2 separate regions of the Homo sapiens genome follow, and region 2 is linked to region 1. A link is an interaction called in ENCODE POLR2A ChIA-PET data of the cell type or tissue named here. Cell type or tissue: Panc1. All regions are shown on one strand. Each heading gives the region's core, and the rest is flanking DNA. Links, peaks and the distances in the headings are about the cores only.

What was found. Peaks named below come from ENCODE experiments on the same cell type or tissue, not always from the same donor. Only the 100,000 strongest peaks of a DNase experiment are listed, where the experiment ranks them.
Region 2: POLR2A ChIA-PET joins it to region 1 with 7 read pairs; 4 of 35 experiments call an interaction of 5 or more read pairs at or near these places.

Annotation. Positions count from the first base shown.
Region 1 is chr4:169,082,491-169,086,889 of GRCh38, reverse strand. No RefSeq gene overlaps it. Among named protein-coding and RNA genes, the nearest start is that of CBR4-DT, 74 kb to the right of the region's middle. In Panc1, for the core only: no CTCF peak of the experiment used is centred there; no DNase peak of the experiment used is centred there.
Region 2 is chr4:169,198,021-169,202,419 of GRCh38, reverse strand. The region is part of intron 2 of SH3RF1 (SH3 domain containing ring finger 1); the gene reads left to right. Among named protein-coding and RNA genes, the nearest start is that of SH3RF1, 71 kb to the left of the region's middle. In Panc1, for the core only: no CTCF peak of the experiment used is centred there; a DNase peak (open chromatin) is centred at 1,859; H3K27ac peaks cover 727 bases.

The DNA.
Region 1 (4,399 bases), core at 270-4,269:
AGGGTCTTGCTATGTTACCAAGGCTGGTTTTGAACTCCCGGCCTCAAGTAATCCTCCAGCCTTGGCCTCCTAAAGTGCTGGAATTACAGGCATGAGCCACCGTGCCTTCCCGAAACTCTATTTTTAAGTGATCACCCACAAAAAGGGAAAAACAAAAACACAGCATTGCAGTACTGTATCCAGCTTCTCATTTGGAGGCACCAGTTTAGAACTTGATTGTGTTAGAAACCCTACCAGATACATGAAAACATCTTAACTTTGAGCAACAGAGATTATTTCCTTAATTTTATTTATTTATTTATTTTTTCTCTTTAAGACAGAGTCTCGCTCTGTCGCCAGGCTGGAGTGCTGTGGCACAATCTTGGCTCACTGCAACCTCCGCCTCCCGGGTTCAAGTAGTTCTCCTGCCTCAGCTTCCCGAGTACCTGGGACTACAGGCGCACACCACAATACCCAGCTAATTTTTGTACTTTTAGTAGAGATGGGGTTTCACCATATTGGCCAGGATGCTCTTGATTTCCTGACCTCGTGATCTGCCCGCCTCAGCCTCCCAAAGTGCTGGGATTACGGGCGTGAGCCACCATGCCTGGCCTACTTATTTTTGATATAGGATTTCTCTGTGTTGCCTAGGCTAGCGTGCGGTGGCACCATCACGGCTCACTGCAGCCTCGAACTCCTGGGCTCAAGCGATCTTCCTGCTTCAGCCACCTGAGTAGCTGGAACTACAGGCATATGTCACTACGCCCCAGGTAACTTTTTGTAGAGACTGGGTCTTGCCATGTTGCCAAGGCTGGTCTCAAACTCCTGGGCTCAAGCAATTCTCCTGCCTTGGCCTCCCAAAGTGCCGGGATTACAGGTGTGAGCATTGCGCCCAGCCAATTTATTTAATTTTGAAGTTACTTTTGCCTTATGTCCTTCAAAAAATAGATGAAGAGAGTGGATTCAGTAAGAGAATTGGGGAATTCTACTGAAACCTTTTGGTTTGGCTGAATGGACTGCTGACTTCCATGCAAGGGCGATCTGCACTTTCCCAAACATCAGGCCTGTCTCTTCCATGCATGTCTCGATTTTAACATTGACCGCGCTTTTTTTTTTTTTTTTTTTTTTTGAAATGGGAGCTTGCTCTGTCGCCCAGGCTGGAGTGCCACTGCATAATCTCGGCTCACTGCAACCTCCACCTCCCAGGTTCAAGCGATTCTCCTGCCTCAGCCTCCCGAGTAGCTGGGACTACTGACGTCTGCCACCACGCCCGACTAATTTTTGTATTTTTAGTAGAAACGGGGTTTTGCCATGTTGCCCAAGCTGGGGGGTCTTGAACTCCAGACCTCAGATGATCCTCCCACCTTGGCTTCCCAAGAGCTGAGATTACAGGCGTGAGCCACCACACCCGGCCTGCCCATGCTCTTTAGTTCACGAAGCGTCACCAGCATGAGCACATGACTCCCAAAATTGTTAGGATGATGATCCGATGATCTGCCTACTGTGAACTTAATGGATATTTTCTCAGCAGGGTGAGATTGGGGTTTATAAAGAAGAAAAATGGCACTCTGGCCCTCTAATTAAACATGAAATGACATCTCTGGAACAAAGGCCATGCTTCTTATTCCCCAACCCCTGTAGCAAGGTCATTCAAGTGAAGGCCAGTGCCTTATCTTTCCAATCACATCTAGTTCATTTCTTTTGCCAGTGAAAATTGAAAGCTTAATGGAATTACCTTCTCCTTTTTTCTAAGCACTCAACGGTGCTGCAAGACATAAAGCAAAAACGTCCTTTTGGGTAAAACCAATTTCCTTATAAATTACATCGCAAAAGCACATTCAACAAACTCCCTAGAGGCAGAAACACAGTAAAGACTGATACCTGCCGCCAGCTCACTCTCTAATATAAGCTAATTCAGCCAGCCCCTGGAGTCATAATTTGTAACTCCTCTTTCTTTTTTTCCTTTCTTACTAAGGTTTAGTAAGAGCTCCTGTTAAAAACAGATTCTAACTGAGAACTGGGGGGTGTGGGTGAGGATCCCATGAGTAAAATCCTTTTTATGTTTTAGATAAACATTAAAAAATAACAGCACCACCAAATCTGTGGATCTTCTGTGCAAAGCAACTGCTGGCTTTAACTCCATATCAAATGAGACCACCTTGTTTGTTGAAACCATCTCTGTACAGTAAATATAGATGGACACAGAGAATAATTTAAGAGACATGGTGCTGAAAAGTGGTTCATGTATTATATGGGCCCCCAGGGTGCTCAAGCAGCCAAGCCCATGAAAAATAGCAACCTGCAAGGACACAATTCCCAGGTAAGGAGTGAAGGATCCTTCCTTCCTTCATTCCTTCCTGGAAAGGAATTGCTGAGCTCCTGCGGGGCTGAGGAGGTGTGAGCTGCCTGCCTCCCCCTGTGGCACAGGCCACCATGGCAATAAGGCAGGCTCCATATATAGCTGGCACTACCCATTCTACTGGGGTAGCAATTGTGGGATTCCTATGATGTGCTGATGGTTGCAGAAATCAAAGTCGGGCTGGAATTTCTACCCTTTAAACCAAAATTCTTCTTTCCTGTGATTTATTTACCCACTGAGACAGATGTGTGGGATTGGCATATTATCAGTCATTCCCTATAATAAAACCGAAGTGAGTGAAGCTTTCAAGAAGAGGGTATCGCAAAGGAAATGCTTCCCATGAGAAAGCTGTAATAATCTCTCCCACCATCTAAATCTACCCAGTGGCTTAGGCCTAAAGAAAATGGCCTCAAAACATTTAAAATCAAAATCTTACCCTATGATCCTAAACTGTTCCTTATGCCAGAGAATGCATTTTTACATTTTCTTCTAAAAAAAAGTCCTATGTTTTGGATTATTTCTTCTATTTCTCCCTTATCTCACCTTCTCCCTGTCTGTCTCCCTATGTCTGCATCTCTGCCGACCCTACCCTCCTCTCTTCCGCTCCCCAGCCCCCAACACTCTCTTCAGTGGTGGTGTTGGTAATGGAGCTGGATGTCCGCTGGAATAGTCCAAGTGTCCTCATCCAGAAATGGTATTCTCAACTACTCCCCATAAATTCCCATCTGAAAAGCATTTTTTTTTTTTTTTTTAAAGAAAGAGTCTCACTCTGTTGCCCAGGCAGCTCACTGCAGCCTTGACCTCCTGGGCTCAACAATCCTCCCACCTCAGCCTCCTGAGTAGCTGGGATGACAGGCACATGCCATCATGCCCCGCTAATTTTTTTTTAAATTTTTTGTAGAGACTTGGTTTTGCCATGTTGCCCTGGGATCAAGCAATCCTTCCACCTTGGCCTCCCAAAGTGCTGGAATTACAGACTTGAGCCACTGCTCCCGGCCATTGTTTTTTTTTGTTTTTGTTTTTGTAGTTTGTTTTGGCCTTTTCTATCTCTTTAGTCTTAGTTGTAACCAAGTCATGATCAGGATTCTGGAATAATAAAAGAGGACATCACAGCTAAATCAGTGTGGGGAAAAGACAAATTATTCCATTTAGATTCAGATTTTTTTTTTTTTTTTTTTTTTGAGAAAGAGTCTCGCTCTGTCACCTAGGCTGGAGTGCAGTGGCGCGATCTCAACTCACTGCAACTCTACCTCCCAGGTTCAAGCGATTCTCCTGCCTCAGCCTCCCAAGCAGCTGGGATTACAGGCATGTACCACCACGCCCAGCTAATTTTTGTATTTTTAGTAGAGACAGGGTTTCACCATGTTGGCCAGGCTGGTTTCGAACTCCTGACCTCAAATGATCCACCCGCATCGACCTCCCAAAGTGCTGGGATTACAGGCGTAAGCCACTGCGCCTGGCTAGATTCACATTCTTAAAGGGCTGAAATATACTTTTTATTTGCCTAAAATTAATATACATGTGTTCTATCCTATTATATTTAAAAACCAATTACAGATTTATTGAGTGAGTTCTCACAATCCATTTTGTGTTTGGCTAATACAGTAAAAGGTATTGTGAGCCGGGTGTGGTGGCTCAGGCCTGTAATCCTAGCACTTTGGGAGCCAAGGCGGGTGGGCCAGTTGAGGTCAGGAGTTCGAGACCAGCCTGGCCAACATGTCAAAACCCCATCTCTACTAAAAAAAAAAAAAGGCCGAGGCGGGGGGATCACGGGGTCAGGAGATCGAGACCATCCTGGCTAACAGGGTGACACCCCATCTCTACTAAAAAATAAATAAATAAATTAGCCGGGCATGGTGGCGGGCGCCTGTAGTCCCAGCTACTCAGGAGGTTGAGGCAGGAGAATGGCGTGAACCCGGGAGGCGGAGCTTGCAGTGAGCCAAGATCGTGCCACTGCATTCCAGCCTGGGAGACAGACCGAGACTCCGTCTCAAAACAAACAAAACAAAACAAAACAAAACAAAACAAAACAAACTAGCCGGGTGTGATGGCGGGTGCCTG
Region 2 (4,399 bases), core at 105-4,104, 120 kb before region 1:
AGGCTCACTGTTTGAGGCTTTAAAATTTGTACTCTATTTGCCTTGATATGTGGGCACAAGAGAAAAATAGAGAGGGCTGAGAGTCAAGGTTGACCTCATACCAAGAACTAGCCTCCTACGGAGGGAGGTAAACATTAAACTGAAGCATCAGGATAAAGAAACAGTTTATGTTAGGGCCAAAGCACTAACACTATTCCTTGTCTTCCCGGCACCAAGAACACGAAGTAGGCCCTTAATAAATATTTGCTGAATAAGTACTTCCATTGCAACTCAGTATCTATATCCTGAGGTCAGAGATAACTGTAAATTTGGGGGAGTGAGATTTTTTTTTTTTAAGCTGACAGCATTGTCTCTCATTTAATTCTCACAACATTATGAGATACTTTTTCATTTTGCAGATGGGTAAAGGGAAACTTGAGAACATTAGATACTGTGTCCAAAGACTCCTCTCTCATAGCTGTCAGAGCTGGGGTGTGAACCCAAGTTCACTGACTCCTGGTACAGGTCCTTGCAGTTTGGACCAAGTATCCTGTGCTACTAGGTTTCTCTACTTGCCTCTGTAGCGACGACAGATGGGTTTTCTGTGTTAAGACCTCATCCCCAGGATTTTTAATAGTAAATCTTTGACTTACATTGGAAAAAATAAAATCAACATATGATTTCAACTGGGAAATCAGAGCCTCAGGAGAAGTCAATAGTGTTTTCTCTGTGACTTCACAGGAAGTTACCATGGAAATGATTATGGTATTATGAATACAAAATTATAACTTTGACTGGGAAATAAGCTGCCTAAAGAGACAAAATGCTAAGGAATAGCAAAGTTGTTGTTATGAAAGTGGCTTTTAGATTTGAGATGAACACACTTAGCAACATGAAGTCTAAATGCCTGGTCTCCTTTAGCATTCCTGAAACATCAGTGTTAAATTATTCTTTTAACTCTCCCTGGTTTTGTTACTACTTTCAGAACTTGTTGAAAGTAAAATAATTCCCATGTGTGCCTATGTGTTTTTAGTTTGGCAAATATTGTTTTTTACAGATCCTCCCTGCCCTAGCCCCGCTCTAATCCCTTCTTCAAAGTATTCCCAGTGGAGATAAATTGTTTCCTGGTTTTGCATCAACAAATTCCCTGCAGAATAAGTATTCGTCAATTGTTAAAGCCAGCTCTGGCAGTAGATGGAGAGGCCGTGGTGTTTTTCTGATAGAAACTTTAATTCCAAATTTCATTGTTCCTGCTACTTTTCACTAAATTTAATCCTTTTAAAGATGTTAATTTTAAAAATATTGATCGTATATTTTAAATTTTATCATAGAAAAGGTTTTTTTCAAATTGCCAGTAATCAGAAATGGTGACAATACTGTATTATTGTTTGCCATCTTAATTTCTTTATATTTGGAATCCTGTTGTGTTTTTAAAATTTATTTAACTGACATTGTGTCTGACTGGCTCGAGAGCACACTGAAGACTTCTGTTCTCTTACTGCTGTCATTTTACTTTGAAAGGGCCAAGTATTCTAGACAGGGACCTCATAGCTGTTCTGACCCATTAAGCTCTAGAAACTTACCAGTTTACTCATCTCAGTTGGGATGGACTAATTATTCTGGAATCTGATATACCTGTCTCACCAGACTACTCTGGTATCTAAAGTATCTTCCTAATCTGTGATTGGGAAGAGAAGAGTGAATAGCCGTGGAACTTTCTGTTAAGTAGAAAGATTTTTAAATGGTAAAGGGAGCACGTAGTTGAACTGTTCACAAATATATGTGCCAGTGTATCACATAGTAATACATATGATACATATGAAAGATTATGTAAGGTATATGTAAGTTATGAAACTTGTTTTTTTCCTCACATTATGTTTCTGATTCATCCCTGTTGTGAGCTGTGGTTCATTCTTACTGAAGTAAATACTTCTTTTTTCTGAAGTAAATATTTATTTTCTAGTGTTTACTTTGACTCATGGGTTATTTAGAAATGCTTTAAAATTTTCTAACTGTGGAGATTTTATTTTTATATAATTGATTTTTAACTTAATTGCATTGTGATTAACGGGCATGGTCTATATAATACCTATTGTTGGAACTCCATTGAGACTGGTTTTGTGGCTTAACATATAAACAGGTTTTGGAAATATGTATGTGAAAACAGTGTGTACTTTTATTTGGCATTACTACACATGTCCTCTGCATCAAACATATTTTAGAATCTCTGACTATATGATGGGTTCATTAATTTCTTCTGTGTTTTTATTAAATATTGCTCTATACATATTTGAGGCTATTTTAATAGATATTTAAATATATGGAATTAGTATACTTTCCTGTTAAATTTACCGTTGTGTAGGTACTCTCTTTATTCCTTTTTTTTGGATGGAGTCCATTTTAAAATGATACTGATGTAGTACATAACTTTATTTAGGTTCATATTTGCCTGGAATATTTTCTCATGATGTCGATCTTTTATGTCTTTATGTTTTAGGTGTGCCTCTTATAAAGAGCATACTGCTTCATTTTGTTATTGTTTTAAAATACATTATAATATCTAATTTTTAACTGGTAGATTAATTTACATGTGTCGTGCTTGCTGAATGTTTGATGTTGTTACTGTCACCTTACCTTAATATTTTATTTATATTTGTCACACCTTTTTATCCATTTCGCTTTCTCTTTTATTGTCTTTCTTTTTAAATTGTTTGAATTTTGTTTGTTTTCTTATTCCCAGTGGATTGGAAGCTGTGACAGAACCTCCTAGCTGCTCTCAAAAATGTATTAGTCTCCTCTGTTATTTATTTATTTTTTTTTTTTTGCGCATTCACTAAGCCACATTTTCCAGGACCATTTGCTGTTATACATACTGTGTGACTGAGATCTAACCAGTGGGATGTGAACAGAAGTGACTTTTACCATGTTGGGGCCAAGGCTTTTAGGGAGTGCTTGGACCTCATCCATGCCCCTTTTCACTTCTGCTCTCTGGATGCACAAGATTATAAGACCCTAATGGTTGGTGAAGCCACAAGATGGTAAGAACCCGAGTCTTTGAACGTCTGTGTAGAGGAAAACCACCTGCCAACCAAACATTAGACTGTTATGAGAATGATGTGTTAAGCCACTGAAATCTGGGGGTTTGTAACAGCAGCTAATGTTTTTCTAAACGTAGAAATTGTACACTGTTTTTATTAGTTTATGGGTACCTTTGAAATTGTCCATGCATACCCAGCAGTCTAAACCTGATATTAAATGCCTCCCAAATACCATGAGGATCTTCAAATACAACTCCAGTTGCTTCTCTCCTACTTTACATGCTGCCCTTTTAAAACCCTAGACTTTATTATTGTATTATTGATTGTTTAGGTTTGCCACTATTTTACCAATTTATTTGCTTCCTTTTCCTTCTTACAACTCAGACCTGCTTTCTAGAAGTATTGTCCTTAAAGTATTCCTTTAGAAGCTCCAGTGGGCAAAATCCTGCTGGTAATAAATCCTCTCAGTTTTTATCTTTCTACACAGGTCATTATTTTTCTCTTGTTCTTGTTTTAAGTCTAGACTGATGTATTTTCTCTCAGCACTTTAAAGATATTTCCACAAACCATTGGCCTCTATTGTTTCCGTTGAAGTCTGTTTTCAGCCTAATTGTTATTTCTTTGTTAGATTCTCTTTTTTCTCTTGTAAAGTCTTCTCTTTGTCTTTGATGTTCTGCAATTTTATGATAATATGTCTAGGTGTAATTTCTTTTTATTTATTCTCTTTAGTAATCGTTTTGCTTAATATACTTATGTATACATGTGTAAAGATTTATACAAATTAGATGCTCTAAAAAAGTTCATTTGATGTATTTCCATAGAGAATGCATTATTTCTAATAATGTAAATATGTTTCAAAATATACAAATCAGGATGCATGTATTAATACATATATACTATATTTAGCATAATATAAAAAGCAAAAACAAGTATATGTATTTTGTGGACATTCACAAATGTGTATATTTTAAAGTATACATTTATATTGACTAGTCCTATGGAAAATTACAGCATATTAAGCATGAAGAATCTGCTGATTTAACACTCTATTTGTAGACTGTTTGCAGTACAGAAGGAGAACACTAATATTAATATAACTGGGGATGTTAAAAGTATTCATTGTGCCAGTATGCTAAGAATTAGGCCTTCATTTGTGGTTTAAAGTGTTGAAAGCCACAGTAACCTGAAAACCAATTTGTGATTATGGAAAGCAAATGAAGATGGAGACAGAGGACCTTGTTTCAGATGTTTCCATAAGGCAATTTGCCTTTTTCTCCAACTCACAAATATTGCCAGAAAGCCTGGAAAATCTCATTAGATGCAATAATTTGGACCAATTGATTTTTCTTAAAGCACAATAGTATTATGAAGCCTTTACATTT